Linked DNA regions of Mus musculus: region 2 is linked to region 1. A link is a loop called in an ENCODE intact Hi-C map of the cell type or tissue named here. Cell type or tissue: heart. All regions are shown on one strand.

Region 1 (5,000 bases):
AGGTAGTAAGTCACCGAAACTTCTGGGTTTTCGATTTGCCAATAGACATACAGACCACTCAAGTTGAAATGGCGTCTGTGGGGGTCAATGCAGCTGAGCACCACATTGCTGCCCACCATTGCACCGACTTCAGTCTCTGCAGAGGCTTCAAAGTGACACAATGTATTTACTTAAGATTCAAACACCAATCCTGCCTCAGCCCACCAAGGCAAGAAAGGAATTCATTACTAAGGTTCATTAGGAGGGCTCGTTAGTGTCTTGTAGCAAACTCAGGTGTGAGGTGCGAGCCTCCACCTAGTGCCAAGGTTGGTTCCCTCCCTGGCTTTGGCAGGCTCTCACCCTTAGCTCTCCTCAAAGGTGGCTTTTATGATTCACCATGCAGAGAGACCAAGAGGGGCATTCCATTGACCCCAAGCAAGAAATGTAAAGAGAAGTATAAAGTTTGGAAAAGCACTTCCCTTTCTGATTGCCAACCCTACATATCAACCTAGGTATGGGGATCCAGCTTTCTCCAGTGGGCCTCTGGGGAGGCTGTAGGGGCAGTGGCCAGGGCTTCCCTAATGTTCTGCATCTATGCGCCACACAGCATGCATCCCAACTTACCAGCACAGAGGCTGCTCAACAGCAGCAAGAACAGACCAAGACCAGAAAAGAACCCGCTAGAAACATGGAGCTTCTTCCAAACAGGCTGCCTGGTTCCCAAGGACACAAAACAGGGACACCTAGGAGAAATGTGAATTCCATTGGAGGACAGCTGGTTGGTTTTCCACTGAGACTTCAGAGAGCCCAACCAGGACCATACTCCCCCCTCCCCCAAACACAAATCCCCAGAGTCTAACAGCTCCCAAACTCAGAAAGATTTGTGTGAGGAGAAAGGGCTCTGAGAGTCCCTGCTTTGAGGTCTGTGCCCCCTCCCTGTGACCTAACCTTCTGTAGAGAAATGGTTACAAGCTGCATTTGAAGGAGATAGAGACACCTGATGGCCCCAAAGGAGACAGGTGAGAACCAGGACTGTCTGAAACCAAACTTGGTGGAATGCCATGTTCCAGGCCCTTGGTGATACACAAAAGACGGTGTCCTATGTATCTCAGCCTAGCTGCCTCCTTTTAGAGGTCTGGTTGGTGGTGGGAGTGAGGGGGGGGGGGGGAGAAGGGTGGTGGGAAGAAGGGCACTTCACCCTACTCTAAAGCAGTCTTGGATACTTTAGCCAGAGTTTGCCTAGTCTCCCAAGGCCGTCTGTTCTATGGAGACTCTCTATAGGGGCTAAGACCCTGCAGCAGGTCACAGACACTTCACAGTTGCCCACACACCTTTTATAAAACCTCACTCTCAGCCAGGCAGTGGTGGCGCACGCCTTTAATCCCAGCACTTGGGAGGCAGAGGCAGGCAGATTTCTGAGTTTGAGGCCAGCCTGGTCTACAGAGTAAGTTCCAGGACAGCCAGGGCTACACAGAGAAACCCTGTCTCAAAAAAACACCAACCAACCAACCAACCAACCAACCAACCAACCAACCAACCAAAAATTCTCCCTCTCTTTCAACAGCAGCCCTGAAATTCTCAGAAGATTGTCTCAAAAGAAACCCTTGGGAAGCCACAGGGAGGGATGGATGGACACACACACACACGCACACACGGGGGGGGGGGGGTGTCCCCAGGAATGATTAGTGGGCAAACCACAAACTCAAGCCAGCCACTGGCCAGCAGGCACTCGGTAGCCTGCAAGGTCTCCCCTTTTCTATCCCTGGAGACTCTGTGGTTAGGACACTTGTGGACTGAGGACCTCAGCAAGTAGCCAGTGGAGATGGAGTGTCTACGGTACAAGTGCCTGAGGGAAATATTTGCAAAACGCCGGAGCGCAAAACTGTCTCTCTCTCACACACACACACACACCCCTCCTACACACCTCCCACTTCCCCTGCCCAGTCTGGATCTGTGAGGGAAGTCAAGTGTACAAGGAGGTGTCCTGTCCCCATGCACTGGGTATCAGCTGGCCTTTGAGGTAACACACATCCTCCCTTCTGGGAAATCAACAGGGAGAAGGGCGGCGGCGGCTAAGCCAGTGCCCATGGCTGCTATGAGTTTTCACCTTCAGTACCGGCTCTTGCCCTTCCTCCGCCTACAGCCGCCCACGCGCCGGGGTCTGGTCCGCGGGTGCAGCGGGTTAGCCCTGCGCCGCCCCCTGCCGTCCAAGCCGGCAGGTCCAGGTGTGGCCGCTAGCCGTCCGGAACTGGGCACATCTGCGCCGGTACAGAGCCGCTGCGCTAGCGTCGGGCAATCTCAGTCCTAGTTCGGGTGGGTCCCCGGCTCCCCCACCCCACTCACGGGACACAACAGCGAACGGACTCACTTTAGCTGCATGGTGCGAGCGCAGACTGCGGGGTGCTGGATTTCGGACGCGGAGAGTTGCAGCGGCTGGGGTTCCGGAGCTGTTGGGGGCCACGAAGAACTGGGGAGCTTCCAGGCTTGGGGCGCTGAAATCTGGGGTTCTTGAGGCTTTGGCGGCAGGAGACCCGCTGTAACTGCGCTCGCTAGCGCTGCGCGCCTGGCTAATTGGGCACAGGCGGGATCCCGCCCTCGGCCCATCCCTCCGGCCACCTCCGAGCGGGGGTTGGAGGCGGGGAGCTCCGCCTCCGCTCTCCCGCTCCCGAAAGTAACCCAATCGGCTGCTGAGCAGGGTCGGAGACTTGGGCATGAGTTACAGGTGCCAGGGTGTGGGGTGGTTTGTGGATCCCGGCGAGGGCAAAAGGAGGGCCGGCTCCGGTGCGGCCGAAAGTCTGGGCACTGAGGCTTAGGGTGAGGGTGGGAAGACAGGAAACTCAGCCGCTGCACCCCCCACCCCCCCCCCCCCCAACGCTGCCCAGAACATTCCCGGCCTGGTCCCTGCGTCCCTCTTTTAGAGCCCGATGTTGGGCCCTGTCTTGTAGAAGATGAACCAAGGTTCAAAGCCCGGACCTGGGGCTGACCAAAGACCGTAGATGATCAGAAAACCTAACGACTAGGAATTAAAAAGTGAAAGCCAGGCGAGTGGGAGGAGAGAGGGGCCAGCAGGAGGGAGAAAGGGAGGAGAAGACGGGCTCCACTCTTGTCCAGATCTCCCATCACCCAACTTCGAAGGCTTGGTGAGGGATAAAGTTGTGGAACACAGAATGAAGTGTCCATTTTCTCCTCCAAAGCCAGCCAGACTTGGCAATCCTGTTCCCAGCCTCGTGCTCTCTGGCACTCACTCTGGGAGAGCCTTAACGGTTCATAAGCGTTGAGCCTGTGTCTAAGCTCAGGACTCTCTTCTCACCCCATTCCCTGCTCTCCCTCAACCCCCACGCCCCCTCCCCGCCCCACCTGCCAGTGAATTGAGAATGCGGGAGGCCAGGGAGAGGCAGGCAGGTGGATCTCTTGAGTCTGAGGCTAGCCTGGTCTACAGAGTGAGTTCTAGGACAGTCAGGGCTACACAGAGAAACCCTGTCTCGAAAAAGAAAAGGAAGAGAAGGTGGAGGAGGAGGCGGGGAGGAGGAGGAGGAAAGAAGAGAAGAGAAGAGAAGAGAAGAGAAGAGAAGAGAAGAGAAGAAGAAAAGAAAAAAGAAAAAAGGAAAAGAAAAGAAAAGAAAAGAAAAGAAAAGAAAAGAAAAGAAAAGAAAAGAAAAGAAAAGAAAAAGAAGCCGAGCAGTGGTGGCGCATGCCTTTAATCCCAACACTTGGGAGGCAGAGGCAGGTGGATTTCTGAGTTCGAGGCCAGCCTGGTCTACAGAGTGAGTTCCAGGACAGCCAGGGCTACACAGAGAAACCCTGTCTTGAAAAAAAAAGAAAGGGAGGGAGGGAGGGAGGGGGAGAGAGAGAGAGAGAGAGGAGAGAGAGAGAGAGGAGAGAGAGAGAGAGAGAGAGAGAGAGAGAGAGAGAGAGAGAGAGAGAGAAACTAAAAATCTCTGGCTCTTGGCTATCAACATCAGGGAGCAGGCCAGGACAAGCACAAAAGAACAGAAGAGACAAGCAGAGGTGGGGACCAGTGCGGCCGAGGTAAGCAGCCTGAGGGTGGGGGTGGGGGTTGGCCCTCCTGCAGGGAGGGGGGCTACCTTCTTCGTGTGCTAGGAAAAAACAGAAGTTATCAGAACTTGACCCCTGGGCTCTGGCAGACATAATCCAGGAGTCAACCCGGAGTCTTGGTAAGTACATCGCACATCGGGAGTGGTGGCCTCACTTGCTCTTCTCCCCCACTAGGTTGGCAGCACTGAGGACTCAGCAGAAGCCCGTGTTGGGGAGTCACCTTGGCATCAATTGGCAGATGGAGCCGATAGGGTACCACCACATCCTATGTTCCAACTCTCCTGGCCACAGGCTCCCCAGCTCTGGTCCACTCCACTCCAGCTGTACAACCCCCAGCACTAATCTCGAGGCTTCTCTGATTGGATAGGCCTGACTTGGCATCAACATCTGGGCCTATCACTGATGCCCAGGGGCCAGAACAGCGCCCCCATTGGCTGACACTTATGCCACTCCTTGCCTTGTGTCCTGATCCTCACTCAGCAGTTCTTCCAGGCAGGCAGTAGAGAGCAAAGGTTGAAGGGGCTTTTATGGCTGACCTGGACTATGCTATGGCTGGCAAAGCGGCAGGGACAGGAGCTCTGCAAAAATTAGTGCCCTGCACTTCCCCACAACATCTGGAATCCCAGAAAGCCAAATGCTGCTAAACAAAGGGACCTTAGCATAGTAAGGAAGTGATTTATATCTTGGCTAGAAATGGACACTAGGCAGAGTTGGGCAGGTGCAGGGAAGGAGCCCCTGGGAGCCTGCAGGAGACCGTGGCAAATACATGGCTGGGCTCAAATCCCACCTTTGCTTCTTGGAAACTATGCACCACCAAGTAAGTTACCCAACACTGATGGAAGAATGGTTCTCAACCTGTAAGCCGCAACCCCTTTGGGATTGAATAATTTGTTTACAGGGGTCACCCAAGACCATCAAAAAACATAGATGTTTATATCACAAGACATAACAGTAACATAACTTCA
Region 2 (5,000 bases), 70 kb before region 1:
AAGTGGCTCGGCTTGACAGAGTTGCCACAGAGTGGGCTCTGAGCCTTCTTCCTAAGGAGGCCTGGACTTGGGCTTCTGCATGTGACCTCCTAGCATAGACTCACAAGACCACTGCTAGGTTGGCTTGGGGAGTGCTTCGGCCTCAGAATGAGACCCTCAAGAGATGATTAATGGGCTGATGAAATGGCTCAGCGGTTAAGAGCACTGACTGCTCTTTCAGAGGTCCTGAGTTCAATTTCCAGCAAACAGCATGGTGGCTTACAACCATCTGTAGTCTGAGAACAGCTACAGTGTACTCATATAAATAAACCTTAAAAATTCTTATACTTTAAAAAGAAGAGAGAGATGATTAACCCCCACCCACCTTGGATGTCTGTGTTCCATGACCCACCTTCAGCAGTAGATCCCTACTCTGGTGTCTCCATGGTTGATGCTTCCTTCTGCAGCCCACAAGCTCCCCGTTATAATTCTCCTTGTCCTTGTTATATTGAAGTTAAATATCTTTGCCCAAAGATAAAGCACAATGGGGACTCCAAGCCCAAGCAAGGAGAGGCCAACTCTTCTTCTGTTGGCAGCCAGGCCTAAGTACATCTGTCTATAGCTCACGACAGCAGGCAGGAATCTTTGCCCTGAGTGTTGAACTTAGACCACACACTTGTTTTTCTGTTGTGAAACACAGACCACAGCTGCCAGAGCCTGCCCAGAAACTCCAGCCCCACTTTGGGAGTCCCACTCACAGGAGCAAGCTTCTGGAAGCTTCTCTAGTCATGCTCCAAGAAGTGCCTTTGAATGTAGGCCTCTAGAATGTATACGTCCTTGCCACAAAGTTCACCTCAGAGGGAACCTAGCTGCTGCCTCCCTGCCTGCCAGAGACTGGACAGTCTCGTCTGTCTTGGTGTTCAGGGCCAAAAAGTTTGAGTAAGGGACCTCTGGGGAGCTATTAGGGCCATCTGTACATGCCTCAGTTTCTCCATCTCCCAGCCATAAGGGGAATTCTCCAGAGGGAATCCAGATGGTAGCTACAAGGACGCTTCCTATCTGTGACGTTCTGGGATACCACAGGTCAAGCCAAGATGTATGCATTGGCACTGAAAGTCATCCATAAGTCCTGTAGTCACTCACTAGAGAGCCAGTGGCAGAATGGCTTCATAGTATTGTCGCTGTGTTCCCTGCAACTGTCTCAAAGCAAGGATCCCCAAAATGCCAGTCAAGGGGGCACCTTAGACTGCTAGTTCCCAAGGTTCTTTTAGCTCCCCTCCCCCTACCTCTGAGACTCCTCAACAATGCTTCAGGGCTGACTTGACCATGCCTTCCTGATGACAGCCCACAGCTTGGGCTAAGTCAGGTCCTCCTGCTAATCTGCTGTTGGACTACTGGAGGCTAGGCCAGGCTTACAGGAATAAAGCCAGCCAGTGCAGAAGTGAACTGGTGTCAACCAGCACCCAAACCCAGCTGTAGGCTGTTCCACAGCACCCTTATTGTAGGCCTGAGACTACAGACAAGACCCTGTCCCTCACTATCAGAGATGAGTGGAGGGCGGATTTGGGGGGGGGGAGACACTACAGGGAGATCCCCATTCTGCCCAGAATCTTCCAGATAGCTGTGCCAAGGTGGGGTCCCATTTGACAAGGTGGGCAGAGAGCCCCAGTGACCGTGTTCCCTGACTAAGCCACACTCCTATGGGCTTCAGGATGGGCACAGACAGATCCTGTAAAGACACAAGTGATGAGGCATCAGTGAGGCAGAGGACAGAAAACCCCAGAACACCCAGACGCTGAGATGTGGTTCTCGTGTTCTTGGCCAAGTATCATCCATCACTGAGAGTCTGACCCCTGGCCTCAGGACTGTTTAGGAAGTATTGAGCGCCTGAGTGTGGGCATGAATTTCGAGATGACTGGGTAGCAGTAAAAACTGCCCAGCCAGTGACCCAGGACAAAAGTAGTTCCTGCTTCCTGGGAGCCCCCTAAAGCTCGACAGGCGTCCTCAGAAGCAGAGTCCACAGGAGGGGGCGAGAGACGTCAGCGCTAAGATCAGACTCCATGGCTCCTAATGCTGGATGCTCATGCCATATTTTACTGGAAAAAAAATTGACCTTCAAACCAGTCATTTTTTTTAATTGCAATGAAAAATACATTACAGGACAATATCCATGTCCATCATGATTGTTTAGGGGTATACAGTTTGGTGGCACTGAGCCACTAGTATGGCTGTGTGACCTTCCAGAACTTTCTAATCTTCCCACGGAGAAGCACGGAGTTCCTGTCCTCTGCCCACACACACACACACACACACACACACACACACTACTGTTCTATTTCCTGTGTCCAGAGTTGCCTCCAGAGACAACAGCAAGCGCAGTCTTGAGTGGGAGCCGGGCCAGACAGCTTTGGATCTTGAATTCTTCCCCCGATTCAGCATCGTCAGGAAAAGCCTGAGCCTGTTAGGGTCTCCAGTCCTGCCCCACCTCGGTGAGATACTTCCTTCAATTTACAGATGTGCTGCAAATCCCTGGCCAGTCTACAGCGAGGAACACACTCAGACTCAGCGAAAATTGCCCAGAGAGAGGCTTTCTTTGCATTCCTTCCTCACTCAAAGGCACGATTCAGTTCCAGCATACACACACACACACACACACACACACACACACACACACACACACACACACGTACAAGCATGCACGCATGCACACACAGCCTCTCCCTTATGTCCCCCAGCACAGACCGGCTTAACAGGCTCCATTATGGCTAGAGAGGGTCTGGGGCGGGGAACATTCTGAGCTGTGTGTGGCCTCAGATTCCTGGTGTCTGTCATGCTGGATATATGCCCAAGACACAGGGGAAGAAGTACTCACCAGACCAGAATAGATATAAAAATTACAGTAAAGAATAGACATTACATCAAAAGAACACAGAAAGCAGTGTGTGTGTGTGTGTGTGTGTGTGTGTGTGTGTGTGTGTGTGTGAGAGAGAGAGAGAGAGAGAGAGAGAGAGAGAGAGATTGCCTCCCTGAGAGGGAATGGGGTCCTTCTACAGCAGCTAGAAGTTTCCTGTCCTCACTAACTCCCTGGGCTGTATTTGTGGCATTATAGGATAGAGGTCAGAGGGCAGCTTAGTCCTGAGGGACTAGGTCTTGGCCATTTGGGGTCAGATGCCAGGGCCATTAGAAGTTAGGCTTCTTTCTTTCTTTCTTTCTTTCTTTCTTTCTTTCTTTCTTTCTTTCTTTCTTTCCTTCCTTCCTTCCTTCCTTCCTTCCTTCCTCCCTCCCTCCCTCCCTCCCTCCCTCCCTTCTTTCTTTCTTTCTTTCTTTCTTTCTTTCTTTCTTTCTCTTTCTTTCTTTTTTAAAAATGAGGCATCATAGTTACTAGGTCAGGCTCTAAGCAGCTAGGACCTAACCATTGGGGGCGGGGGGGTGTCTTCTTATTTTTAGTCCTTTTATTTTTGACTTTTTCATCTCCATTTTTTTGAGAGCCTGGCTGTCTGGCCTTAGAACCCCCTGTTAGAACCCCTGGCATGGCTGTGTAGTCATCCCAGAACATTCTAATCTTCCCACAGGGAAACCCTGAGTTCACTACTCCTCGGGACATCAGTCACCATCCCTGTGGCCTGCTGTCCCTGGCTTAGCCCTGCCTGCTTCCACTCATTCTGACATCAGGGTGCAGCAGAGAGAGATGGCAGGGGGTGGGGGAGCAGCTTCTGCCATCTGGGAACTCCACAGAGGTCAGAAGTCACTGTGAAATGGGCTGGAGGCTGTCATGAGACTGTCCTTCTCGCTGAGGCCATGCGTAAGACCCCTCCTGTCGGATAGGGAGCCTCGAGATCTCTTCTGCCTCATGGACTCTAACCGCATCTCTCTGACGTTATGCTTTTCTATTAACAATACATTGAGGCTACTTCTGTTCCTGCCCAGAGGCACGAGCATGTGTCCTCAAACCCAACGACTGATGTCCTCTATGGCTACTCCAGGCTCTGTGGTCAGATGCTGCCCAAATCCCTGCCCCCGCCTCTCAGTTGCCCTGGTACCACCCTCCTCAGTGTCTGAAGGACAGGATACATCCTACTCAGTCAGGTATTTGCTTCCCTCCCCTTTTTATCACCCTAGGTCCCAAGGAGCCACAACCTCTGGCCCTTCCATCTGTAGACCTACTCTCTTCCCCAGTCAATCAGAAGAGAGGACCTTAGAAGGCTGCTGGCCACAGTGGGGACTTGGCGGGATGCTATCCCAGGGTCCTGTGTCCCCAGGGAGAAGCAAAACATCTGGTACCTGCAGGCCATCCTGGTGTGCCTAGGCAGAGGCAGCAACTAGCTCAAGCATAAATCCCAGCACGTGGTCTAGCTGACCAGTCTAGCTGACCACAGCCTGGTCTGAACTTCCCTTGTTGGCCATTGGCTCTGGGGATTTTCCTAGACACACTCCTTGCCACAGAGACAGCTGTGGGGAAACCCCAAGTGTGTGAAAGTGGAGTCTCCAGGTTAGCCGGGAGGCACAGGACAATTCTAGGTGGCAGGACTGTGTCCCTGTTGAAGCTTTGTCTGCATGGGGTGGCACCTCCCAACATCCCCTCAGGTCATGTTCCACCTTGAGGTCTGACCTATGCCACTTGAGGTCTGAACATCTCTGCCCCAAGGCCTTCATACCTCCCAACTCTTCCCGTTCTTCCTGTAGTGGGTTGGCCTAATGCTACATTATATTTTAACGCTAATATTGGGCTCTCAAGACTGTTTGCCCCAAAGACGAGAGAGTCCGCAACTAAGACGCTAAGTGTCTGCCCCCAATTTATTTCTGACTGGTAAATAAAGATGCCAACAGCCAATAGTTGGGAAAAAAAGAGACATAGATGGGGTTGAGGTTTTGGGGGGGCTTGGGGTCTGAAGAGGAGCATGAGGAGGAAGAAGGCAGGAGGAGGAAAGAGAAGTTGCCATGGGTTAGGAGTCTAGAGAACATGGCCCTGAGGGCAGGCCAAGTGGAGTTAAGAACAGCTCAGATGAAACAGTAACAATTGT

What was found. A loop is a pair of places that touch in the nucleus more often than their neighbours do. Peaks named below come from ENCODE experiments on the same cell type or tissue, not always from the same donor. Only the 100,000 strongest peaks of a DNase experiment are listed, where the experiment ranks them.
Region 2: it touches region 1 in a loop (2.1-fold over the local background); 8 of 42 quality-filtered maps call a loop at or near these places.

The regions. Positions count from the first base shown.
Region 1 is chr10:78,066,883-78,071,882 of GRCm38, reverse strand. It overlaps Icosl (icos ligand), which reads right to left and starts at 2,515. Exons shown (of 7, transcript NM_015790.3): 1 at 2,348-2,515; 2 at 604-722; 3 at 1-145. The coding sequence starts at 2,358. Gm51775 (a long non-coding RNA gene) reads left to right here and starts at 1,408. Exons shown (of 3, transcript XR_003948913.1): 1 at 1,408-1,423; 2 at 3,942-4,008; 3 at 4,210-5,000. In heart, a CTCF peak has its summit at 2,183 (motif pointing left); DNase peaks (open chromatin) are centred at 2,212, 2,612, 3,152 and 4,412; H3K4me3 peaks cover 1,828 bases; H3K27ac peaks cover 1,364 bases; H3K27me3 peaks cover 3,351 bases.
Region 2 is chr10:78,136,732-78,141,731 of GRCm38, reverse strand. Gm47922 (a long non-coding RNA gene) reads left to right here and starts at 3,385. Exons shown (of 4, transcript XR_003948914.1): 1 at 3,385-4,065. In heart, no CTCF peak of the experiment used is centred here; DNase peaks (open chromatin) are centred at 1,331, 1,631, 2,341, 2,741 and 2 weaker places; H3K27ac peaks cover 1,349 bases.